Linked DNA regions of Homo sapiens: region 2 is linked to region 1. A link is an interaction called in ENCODE POLR2A ChIA-PET data of the cell type or tissue named here. Cell type or tissue: HepG2. All regions are shown on one strand. Links, peaks and the distances in the headings refer to the core of each region. The heading gives the core; the rest is flanking DNA.

Region 1 (5,381 bases), core at 176-5,175:
CACAGCTCTCTGCAACCTCAATCTTCAGGGCTCAGTCGATCCTCCCACCTCAGCTTCCCAAGTAGCTGGAGTTACAGGTGTGAGTCACCATACCTAGCTAATTTTTTTGTTTGTTTGGTAGAGATGAGATCTCATTATGTTGCCCAGGCTGGTCTTAAACTCCTAGGCTCAAGCAATCCTCCTGCCTCAGCCTCCCAAAGTGCTGGAATTACAGGCTTTAGCCACTGCACCCCTCTGACTATGTTTCCCGTTGTGTGTTAATTATGGTCAGTGTGAGGCCCACCCTAGCCTCCCAAAGTACTGGGATTACAGGCGTGAGCCACCACACCCGGTGGATGTAGAATTTTATCAAATGCTTTTCTAGCATCGATTGAAATAATCATATGGTTTTTGTCCTTCATTCTGCTGATACGATTTTATCACATTGATTGGTTTGTATAAGTTGAACCATCCTTGCCTCTCTGGGATAAATCCCACTTGGTCCTGATGAATGATCTTTTTAATGTATTGTTGAATTCAGTTTGCTAGTATTATCCTCCTTATTGAGGATTTTTGCATCAATGTTCATCAGGGATATTGGCCTATTTTTGTTTTTTCGATGTGTCTTTGCCTAGTTTTGGTATCAGGGTAAAACTGGCCTAGTAGAATCAGTTTGGAAGTATTCTCTCCATGTCTGTTCAGAATAGTTTCAGTAGGATTAGTATTCTTTTTTTTTTTTTTTTTTTTTGAGACAGGGTCTCATCTGTCATGCAGGTGTAGTGCAGTGGTGCGATCTCAGCTCACTGCAACCTTTGCCTCCCCGGCTTATGTGATCCTGCCACCTCAGCCTCACTAGCAACTGGGACCACAGGCATATACCACCATGCCCATCTAATTTTTGTATTTTTTGTCAAGACAGGATTTTACCATGTTGACCAGGCTGGTCTTGAAATCCTGAGCTCAAGCGATCTGCCTGCCTTGGCCTCCCAAAGTGCTGGGATTACAGGAGTGAACCACCATGCCCAGCCAAGTATTAATTCTTTAACTGGTATAATTCAGCAGCGAAACCATCTAGTCCCAGGCTTCTCTCTGCTAAGAGACTTTTTATTATGGCCTTAATCTCATTACTCTTTGTCTATTCAGGTTTTAGATTTTTTTCATTGTTCAATCTTTGTTTTTATATTCATGTCTGGTACAGCAGATTCCAGCAGAAAAACCAAAAAGATTTTCTTTTACATTTTGTTCTCTGTTGGCAAAACATGTTTTTCTTCCTTTGAGCAACAGTAAACTTCCATAGTTCCTATAGGGGAGGTGGTGGCAGGTAGGCAAACTTGGCCTCTGAGATATTAGACAGTTTGCCCTGTCATAGTTTGGAACAACATGGCTGAGCCTGGCATACAGGAGTCCTGATTGGTAAAGGGCTGTAGCTGGAGCAGCATGCTGTCATTGTAGCTGTGCAGTGCCATGGACATACTGTCAGTATTTGGAGAGAAATAGCAATTCTGTTATATGTGTGGGGTCACTGTGCCTCGTAAGTCAGTTCCTTCTTACAGTAGGTTTGGTTGGAGTTCCTGTTGAGCTTCAATATGAAACCTTAGAAACCTAAAGTAGTTGGTGGTTCTTTCTCATGGGCTGTCCCCACATACACAGTGTCCAAGTTGTCTTGAACCAATTCTGACTATAATTAACACACAACAGGGAACACAGCCAGCCAGGTGCAGTGGCTCAAGCCTATAATTCTAGCATTTTGGGAGGCTGAGGCAGGAGGATTGCTTGAGCCCCAGAGTTCGAGACCAGCCTGGGCAACATAGCGAGACCTCATCTCTACCAAACAAACAAATGTACAAAATGAGCCAGGTATGGTGACTGACACCTGTAACTCCAGCTACTTGGAGGCTGAGGTGGGAGGATCACTTGAGCCTGGGAAGTCGAGGTTGCAGTGAGCTGTAATCACACCACTGTACTCCAGCCCGAGCAACAGAGCAAGACTCTTACCTCAAAAAAAAAGAAAAAAGAGAAAGAAAAGAAAACCTGAAAGGCTGAGAAAAACACAGAGTTTATTGTAGTGGTATCTGTACAATTACAAAAGGTGAAAAACAACCAAAGTGTCCAGCAGCTGTATGTGGGGCAGTTAGGTAAAACTGTAGTATGTCCATTTCGGTGGAATGTTACACATCCTTACAGTTTAAATGTATGAAAAGGTTTTAATAATATTGGCCACAGGACACAGAGTATGGTGTGTTCACAACTAAGAGCTTTAAAAAAAGGAAAAGAAGCCAAAATATCTGGATGAGAATGGGTCATTTTTTTCTTTATAATTGTTAATATTTTGTAGTTTGTCTTCAATTTATAATCAGGAGGAAACCTTTTCCCTTGGTGGTATACAACTCAAAGAAAAAGTACTGAAGAGTATAAAATACTGATCTAAGGATTAGGTCTGTGACGTTTTATTTTAAAATGTGTAACTCTTACGGTACTAATGTGTTTGCCTCCTTCTGCCACCAGGGGGCAGACCGGGCCGTTCCAGTGCTGATCATTGGCATTCTGGTGTTCCTACCCGGATTTTACCACCTGCGCATCGCTTACTATGCATCCAAAGGCTACCGTGGTTACTCCTATGATGACATTCCAGACTTTGATGACTAGCACCCACCCCATAGCTGAGGAGGAGTCACAGTGGAACTGTCCCAGCTTTAAGATATCTAGCAGAAACTATAGCTGAGGACTAAGGAATTCTGCAGCTTGCAGATGTTTAAGAAAATAATGGCCAGATTTTTTGGGTCCTTCCCAAAGATGTTAAGTGAACCTACAGTTAGCTAATTAGGACAAGCTCTATTTTTCATCCCTGGGCCCTGACAAGTTTTTCCACAGGAATATGTATCATGGAAGAATAGAGGTTATTCTGTAATGGAAAAGTGTTGCCTGCCACCACCCTCTGTAGAGCTGAGCATTTCTTTTAAATAGTCTTCATTGCCAATTTGTTCTTGTAGCAAATGGAACAATGTGGTATGGCTAATTTCTTATTATTAAGTAATTTATTTTAAAAATATCTGAGTATATTATCCTGTACACTTATCCCTACCTTCATGTTCCAGTGGAAGACCTTAGTAAAATCAAAGATCAGTGAGTTCATCTGTAATATTTTTTTTACTTGCTTTCTTACTGACAGCAACCAGGAATTTTTTTATCCTGCAGAGCAAGTTTTCAAAATGTAAATACTTCCTCTGTTTAACAGTCCTTGGACCATTCTGATCCAGTTCACCAGTAGGTTGGACAGCATATAATTTGCATCATTTTGTCCCTTGTAAATCAAGATGTTCTGCAGATTATTCCTTTAACGGCCGGACTTTTGGCTGTTTCCTAATGAAACATGTAGTGGTTATTATTTAGAGTTTATAGCCGTATTGCTAGCACCTTGTAGTATGTCATCATTCTGCTCATGATTCCAAGGATCAGCCTGGATGCCTAGAGGACTAGATCACCTTAGTTTGATTCTATTTTTTAGCTTGCAAAAAGTGACTTATATTCCAAAGAAATTAAAATGTTGAAATCCAAATCCTAGAAATAAAATGAGTTAACTTCAAACATTTCAGAAAACATTTTAATGATTTTATGATATCTTTAATCCCAGTACCTAGATCTACCTTAGTTTCTAGGTAGCTGGCATTGTGGGTCACACTCAACTTTCCCTAACTCTGAGGTTATGGACTTGGGCAACTGGAAGCCTGGACATGCCATCAGCTGAGTTGCAAGGCTGTGGGAAGAGCAAGTTTTAGATGTCTACTCAATATCCAAGTGGAGCTGTTGAGGAGGCAGTTGCGATGCATGTGTGTGTCTAGAGTTTAAGAGTGGGTCTTGGATGGAAATAGAAATTTGGGAGTCAGCATTTGGACAGTATCTTAAAAGCTAGAGGGCTGTTTGAGATCACCAGTAGAGTGAGTATAGTTGGAGGAAAAAAAAAAAACTCAGGAAGTGAGGGACAAAGAGAGGGTGACCTGAAGCAGCCTCCAAGATTAGGGACTTTTGGTAATGGGAATGTTGACTGGGGAGTCCAGTAATCTAGAGTGCCTGAGCCTTGACAGTGAATATGTGAGGTGATACATAAAGCTTTATCTTGGAGAGTGGTTGCCGAGCAAAGCTCAGATCAGAAGGTTTTGGCCAACCAAATGATTTGGTTTTTTTATTTATTATTGATTGATTGATTTATTTATTTATTTATTTATTTATTTATTTATTTATTTATTTTGAGACAGAGTCTTGCTCTACTGCCCAGGCTGGAGTGCAGTGGCACAGTCATTTCTCACTGCAGCCTTGAATTCCTGGGCTCAAGTGATCTTCCCACCTTTGCCTCCCAAAGTGTTGGGATTATAGGCATGAGCTACTGAGCCTGGCCTATTTGGTCCTTTTTTAAAAAGTTGATGCTGCTGGTCAAAAAAATAAACAGAAGGGTATAAAGTGAAAAGTAAACATTTGGGCATGGAGTGGAGAGTGTACATTCACTCCAGCTTACCTCTCAAGATTTTCCAAATAAATTTCTTAATATACCCTTCCTGAAATGCTCTAAGCACATAAATATATATCTGGTTTTTAAAACTTGGGCTCCCATTGTATGGTTCTATAATTTCCCCCCCCCAATTCTATTTTGTATATCTTTCCATATCCATGGAGATCAGTCATATTCTTGTTAATGCACATTATAAGTGTAGTTTTTCATACTATGCATTTAGTAGTCATAGGATCAGAGCAGAAATCAACCAACTTCCTACCTGGGGTAGGAATCTCCTCCAGAGTCCCCTGAGGAATGACCTTTGCTGCTCTGTTTGAACATTCACACTTGTAATCTCATTCCAGCTGGCATTGTTACAGAAGTATCATTTATGAAGCCAAAATCAGACTCCCTGCAACTTCTGTGTTTTGACCATAGTTGTATTATTTGGTGTTTTATAGAAAAGACCTAAACCTCTACGGCCATACTACCCTGAATGCTCCCGACCTCATCTGATCTTGGAAGCTAATCCGGGTCAGGCCTGGTTAGTACTCGGACGGGAGAAAAGATCTAAACCTCCATAATAATGTTGAACATTTCTTGACCCCTTTGCCAGATATTCTGCCAAATACTTTCATTACATATCTCATTTTAATCCTTAGAAAAATCCTGAGTTAGCCGGGCACAGTGGCTCATGCCTGTAATCCCCGCACTTTGGGAGCCCGAGGCGGGCGGATCACCTGAGTTTGGGAGTTTGACCGTCCTGACCAACATGGAGAAACCCCATCTCTACTAAAAATACAAAATTAGTTGGGCGTGGTGACACATGCCTGTAATCCCAGCTACTTGGGAGGCTAAGGCAGGAGAATTGCTTGAACCCGGCAGGCTAAGGTTGCGGTGAGCCAAGATCGCACCA
Region 2 (5,381 bases), core at 143-5,142, 77 kb after region 1:
CTTGAGCCCAGGAGTTCAACCAGGCTGCAGTGAGCCATGATCACACACCACTGCACTCCAGCCTGGGCGACAGAGACTCCGTCTCTAAAAAACATTTTTTTTTTTTGAGACGGAGTCTCACTCTGTCGCCCGAGCTGGAGTGCAGCAGTGTGATCTCGGCTCACTGCAAGCTCCGCCTCCTGGGTTCAAGCAATTCTCCTGCCTCAGTCTCCCAGGTAGCTGGGATTACAGGTGCCCGCCACTACACCCAGCTAATTTTTTGTATTTTTAGTAGATGGGGTTTCACCATGTTGTCCAGGCTGGTTTCGAACTCCTGACCTTGTGATTTGCACGCCTCGGCCTCCCAAAATTCTGGGATTACAGGTGTGAACCACCGTGTCCGGCCTAAAAAAATTTTTAAAACCACACAACAAGAGACAAGACAGTGAAAAGACAACTCACAGAATGGAAGAAAATAGTTGCAAAACATGTATTTGATAAAATATTAATATCCAGTATATATAAAGAAATCCTACAATTCAACAACCAAACAAACAATCCAATTCAAAAGTAGACAAAGAAAAGAAGCCAGGCATGGTGGTATGCGCCTGTAGTCCCACCTACTTGGGAAGCTGAGGATTGCTTGAGCCCAGGAGTTTGAGGCCAGCCTGGGCAACACAACAAGGCCAGGCCAGTCTCAAAAAAAAAAAAAAAAAAAAAAAAGCAAAGCCTTGAACAGATGTTTCTTTATTTTTATTTATTTATTTATTTTGAGACAAGGCCTCACTCTGTCACCCAGGCTGGAGTACAGTGGCGCAATCACAGCTTGCTGCAGCCTCTATCTCCCGGACTCAACCAGTCCTCCCATCTCAGCTTCCCTAGTAGCTGGGACTTCAGGCACACACTACACCCAGCTAGTTTTTGTATTTTGTATAGAGAAGAAGTTTCACCGCGTTACCAAGGCTAGTCTCAAACCTCCTGGGCTCAAGCAATCTGCCTGCCTCAGCCTCCCAAAGTGCTGGGATTACATGTGTGAGCCACCGTGCCTGGCCAGTGTTTCTTTAAAGAAGATAGAAAAATGGCTGGGCACGGTGGCTCATGCCTATAATCCCAGCACTCTGGGAGGCCAAGGCGGGCAGATCACTTGAGGTCAGGAGTTCGAAACCAGCCTGCCCAACATGGTGAAACCCTGTCTCTACTAAAAATACAAAAATTAGCTGGGCATGGTGGCGCATGCCTATAGTCCCAGCTACCAGGGAGGCTGAGGTGGGAGAATCTCTTGAACCCTGGAGGCAGAGGTTGCAATGAGCCGAGATCAAACCACTGCACTCTAGCCTGGGCGACAAAGTGAGACCCTGTCTCAAAATTAAAAAAAAAAAAAAAAAAAAGAAGAAGATACAGAAATGGACAACAAGCACATAAGGAGATGGTCATCGTTACTAATCATTAGGGAAATTCAAATCAAAACCACAATGAGATGCTACTTCACACACACTAGGCTAGCTATTATAGAAAATAGAAAAATAAGTGTTGGCAAGAATGGGGAGAAATTGAACCCCTTGTGCATTGCTGATGGGAACATAAAATGGTGCAGCTGCTGCAGAAAATGGTACGGCAATTCCTCAAAAATCTAAATATAGAACTGCTATATGAGTCAGCAATTCCACTTCTGGGTACATGCCCCAAAAAAGTGAAAACAAGGTCTTTCAGAGATATGCGTACACCCACATTCACAGCAGCATAGCCAAGGGGTGACAGCAACCCAAGTGTCCATCGATGGACACATTGATGAAATATGATATATGCATACAGTGGAATATTATTCAGCCTTAAAAGGCAAGGAACGTGCTCCAATACAGATGAAGCTTGAGGACGTTGCGCTAAGTGAAATCATCCATTTACAAAAAGACAAATATTATATGATTCCACTTGTATGAGGTGCCTAGAGTCATCAAATTCATAGAGACAGTAGAAGGGGCTTGCCAGGGACTGGTGGGGAGAGAACATGGGGAGTTAATGTGTCATGGGTAGAATTTCAGCTGGGGAAGATGAACGTGTTCTGGAGATGGATGGTGGTGATTGTTGCATCACAATGTGAATGTTCTTAACACCACAGAACTGTACATTTAAAAATAGTTAAAATGGGCCGGGCACGGTGGCTCATGCCTGTAGTCCCAGCACTTTGGGAGGCCGAGGCAGGTGGATCGCCTGAGGCCAGGAGTTCAAGACCAGCCCGTACAACATGGAGAAACCTGGTTTCTACTTAAAATACAAAAAATTAGTTGGGCATGGTGATGGGTGCCTGTAATCCCAGCTACTCGGGAGACTGAGGCAGGAGAATCGCTTAAACCTGGGAGGTGGAGGTTGCAGTGAGCCGAGATCGCGCCACTGCACTCTAGCCTGGCAACAAGAGTGAAACTCAGTCTCAAAAAAAAAAAAAAAAAGGTTAAAATGATATATCTTATCAAAATAAAAAAAGTAATTGCCTTGCATCATCAATAATGAGACAAAGCAGGGTGTGGTGGCTCATTCCTGTAATCCAGCACTTTGGGAGGCCTAGGCAGGAGGATTGCTTGAGCCCAGGAGTTCAAGGCCAGCCTGGGTGAGTCAGACCCCATCTCTAAAAATAAATAAATAAAGATAAAGCCTGGGCGCAGTGGCTCACGCCTGTAATCCTAACACTTTGGTAGGTTGAGGTGGGCGGATCACCTGAAGTCAGTAAGACCAGACTGGCCAACATGGCAAAACCCCATCTCTAGTAAAAATACAAAAATTAGCTGGGCATGGTGGCACGCACCTGTAATCCCAGCTACTGGGAGGCTGAGGCAGGAGAATCGCTTGAACCTGGGAAGTGGAGGTTGCAGTGAGCTGAGATCGCACCACTGCACTCCAGCCTGGGCAACAGAGTGAGACTCTGTCTCCAAAAAAAAAAAAAAAAAAAGATGAATAAATAAGACAAAGAAACAAACGAACAACATACACATTGCAGTGAGTTGTGACTGTGCCACTGCAACCTAGCTTGAGTGACAGAGAGAGACCCTGTCTCTAAAATAATAATAATGAAACAAAACAACAATAATTTTTCCTGATACGATTCACTGGGAAGGATATGACATCACATCCTTGATTCCTGTCATAAATATTTAATCTAGATCATGATGAGTAAACATTAACAAACCCAAATTGAACGACATTCTGCAGAATAAGTTACCTGGAGTTTTCAGACACATCAACATCAAAAAGAGGTGGCCTGGCATGGTGGCTCATGCCTGTAACCCCAGCACTTCGAGAGGCTGAGGCAGGCTGACCTCATGAGTTCCAGACCAGCCTGGGCAATTTGGCAAAACCTCATCTCTACAAAAAACACAAAATTAGCTAGGCATGGTGGCACGTGTGCTTGTGGTCCCAGCTACTTGGGAGGCTGAGGTAGGAGAATCACTTGAGCCTGGGAGGCAGAGGTTGCAGTGAGCCAAAATTGCACCACTGAACTCCAACCAGGGCAACAGAGCAAGATCCTGTCTCAAAAAAAAAAAAAAAAAAAAAAAAAAAAAAAAGAGAGGTAAGGAAACTGCCCAGATTAAAAGATATTAAAGAGACATAGCAACTAAATGTAACAGGCGATCTTTGATTGGACTCAGGACCAAAAAGAAAACAAATCGGCCAGGCACGGTGGCTCACACCTGTAATCCCAGCACTTTGGGAGGCCCGGGTGGGCAGATCACAAGGTCAGGAGATCGAGACCATCCTGGCTAACACGGTGAAACCCTGTCTCTACTAAAAATACAAAAAATTAGCCGGGCATGGTGGCGGACACCTGTAGTCCCAGCTACTTGGGAGGGTGAGGCAGGAGAATGGCATGAACCCGGGAGGCGGAGCTTGCAGTGAGCCCAAATTGCGCCACTGCACTCCAGCCTGGGCGACAGAGCAAGAGTCCGTCTCAAAAAAAAAAAAAAAAGAAAAGAAAAGAAAAAAATCTACAAAGGACATTATTGGGACAATTGGAGAAATTTGAATGTAGACTGAATATTAGAGACCAGTGCTAATTTAACAATGATAAATTTCCTGTGTGTGATACTGCCGTTGCATAGGAGAATGTCTTTGTTCTTTTTTTAATTTAATTTTATTTTTTGAGACAGAATCTGGGTCTGTTGCCCAGGCTGGAATGCAATGGCATGATCTTGGGTCACTGCAACCTCTGCCTCCTGGGTTCAAGCGATTCTCCTGCCTCGCCCTCCCGAGTAGCTGGGACTAAAGGCGCATGCACCACCACGCCCAGCTAATTTTTGTATTTTTTTAGTAGAGATGGGGTTTCACCATGTTGGCCAGGATGGTCTCCATCTCCTGACCTCGTGATCCACCCACCTTGGCCTCCCAAAGTGCTGGGATTACAGGCCTGAGCCACCTCACCCAGCCCCAGTTAATTTTTGTATTTTTAGTAGAGACGGGGTTTCACCATGTTAGCCAGGCTGGTCTTGAACTCCTGACCTCGTGATCTGCCCACGGGTGACGGAGTGATACTCTGTCTCAAAACAAACAAACAAACAAACACAAAACTATGGAGAAAAGTGTAAAAAAAAAAATGACCACCTTCTCAGGAGGGTACTAACTGGGAAGAGGCATGAGGAAAATTTCTCGAGTGATGGAAACACTATATGTTGAACACGGTGGTGGTCTCATGGGTGTATACAGGGATAGAAATTCATCCAGATGCATAAATTGAGCTTCAACAAAAAAATTAAATATTAATAGTATTGAAGACTGTTCTTGGGCTTTGACCCACTGGCCACAACTTCTTGTTGGCCTAAGGCCTTCGTGCTCTATGTTTGAGTGTAGTAACACTCATGCTCTATGTTTGAGTATAGTAACACTCAAAAAAGGGTGGTTATTGTACCTTCGGAGCTGGGTTATGGCTGACCCTCCCAGGCTCTGGGCAGCTACTGTGGTGCCCCACCTGCAGGAAGCAGAGAGGAGCCAAGATTGAAAGGGAGTATTAACTCCCGGAAAGGACGGGATTTACTAGCAGGAAAAGGAAAAGTTTTGTGTAAAGCACATGGCACCGGGCTGGGAACCTTGCGTTTCCTCCTTAGGGCTTTCTGACTCATGCTTCCCTCTGCTCTGTTTCAAGGTCTTTGCACACCTGCCTCTTCTTGGTCCCAGGACCAAGGTGCCTCCTTAGAGAGGCCTTCCCTGATGCTTCACCAAACATGGTACCCACCTGTATTCACTGCCATCCTGCTCCATTTGATTCCTAAGTCACAATTTGCAATGATCTCTCTTTTGTATTTGTTGACTTGTCCCTAACTCTATTTTAATTGCAACCTCCTAAAGAGCAAGGACTTTAGGTACCACCGGGCTTAGCACGGTCCCCAACTGGAAGTAAGCGCTCTGCCAACATTGATGGC

Evidence for each region. Peaks named below come from ENCODE experiments on the same cell type or tissue, not always from the same donor. Only the 100,000 strongest peaks of a DNase experiment are listed, where the experiment ranks them.
Region 2: POLR2A ChIA-PET joins it to region 1 with 5 read pairs; 8 of 35 experiments call an interaction of 5 or more read pairs at or near these places.

What each region holds. Positions count from the first base shown.
Region 1 is chr20:5,098,035-5,103,415 of GRCh38, reverse strand. It overlaps TMEM230 (transmembrane protein 230), which reads left to right. Exons shown (of 4, transcript NM_001009925.2): 4 at 2,485-3,566. The coding sequence ends at 2,625. It also overlaps the pseudogene RNA5SP474. Among named protein-coding and RNA genes, the nearest start is that of TMEM230, 12 kb to the left of the region's middle. In HepG2, for the core only: a CTCF peak has its summit at 2,485 (motif pointing right); a DNase peak (open chromatin) is centred at 2,485.
Region 2 is chr20:5,020,590-5,025,970 of GRCh38, reverse strand. No RefSeq gene overlaps it. Among named protein-coding and RNA genes, the nearest start is that of SLC23A2, 22 kb to the right of the region's middle. In HepG2, for the core only: no CTCF peak of the experiment used is centred there; DNase peaks (open chromatin) are centred at 790 and 2,580.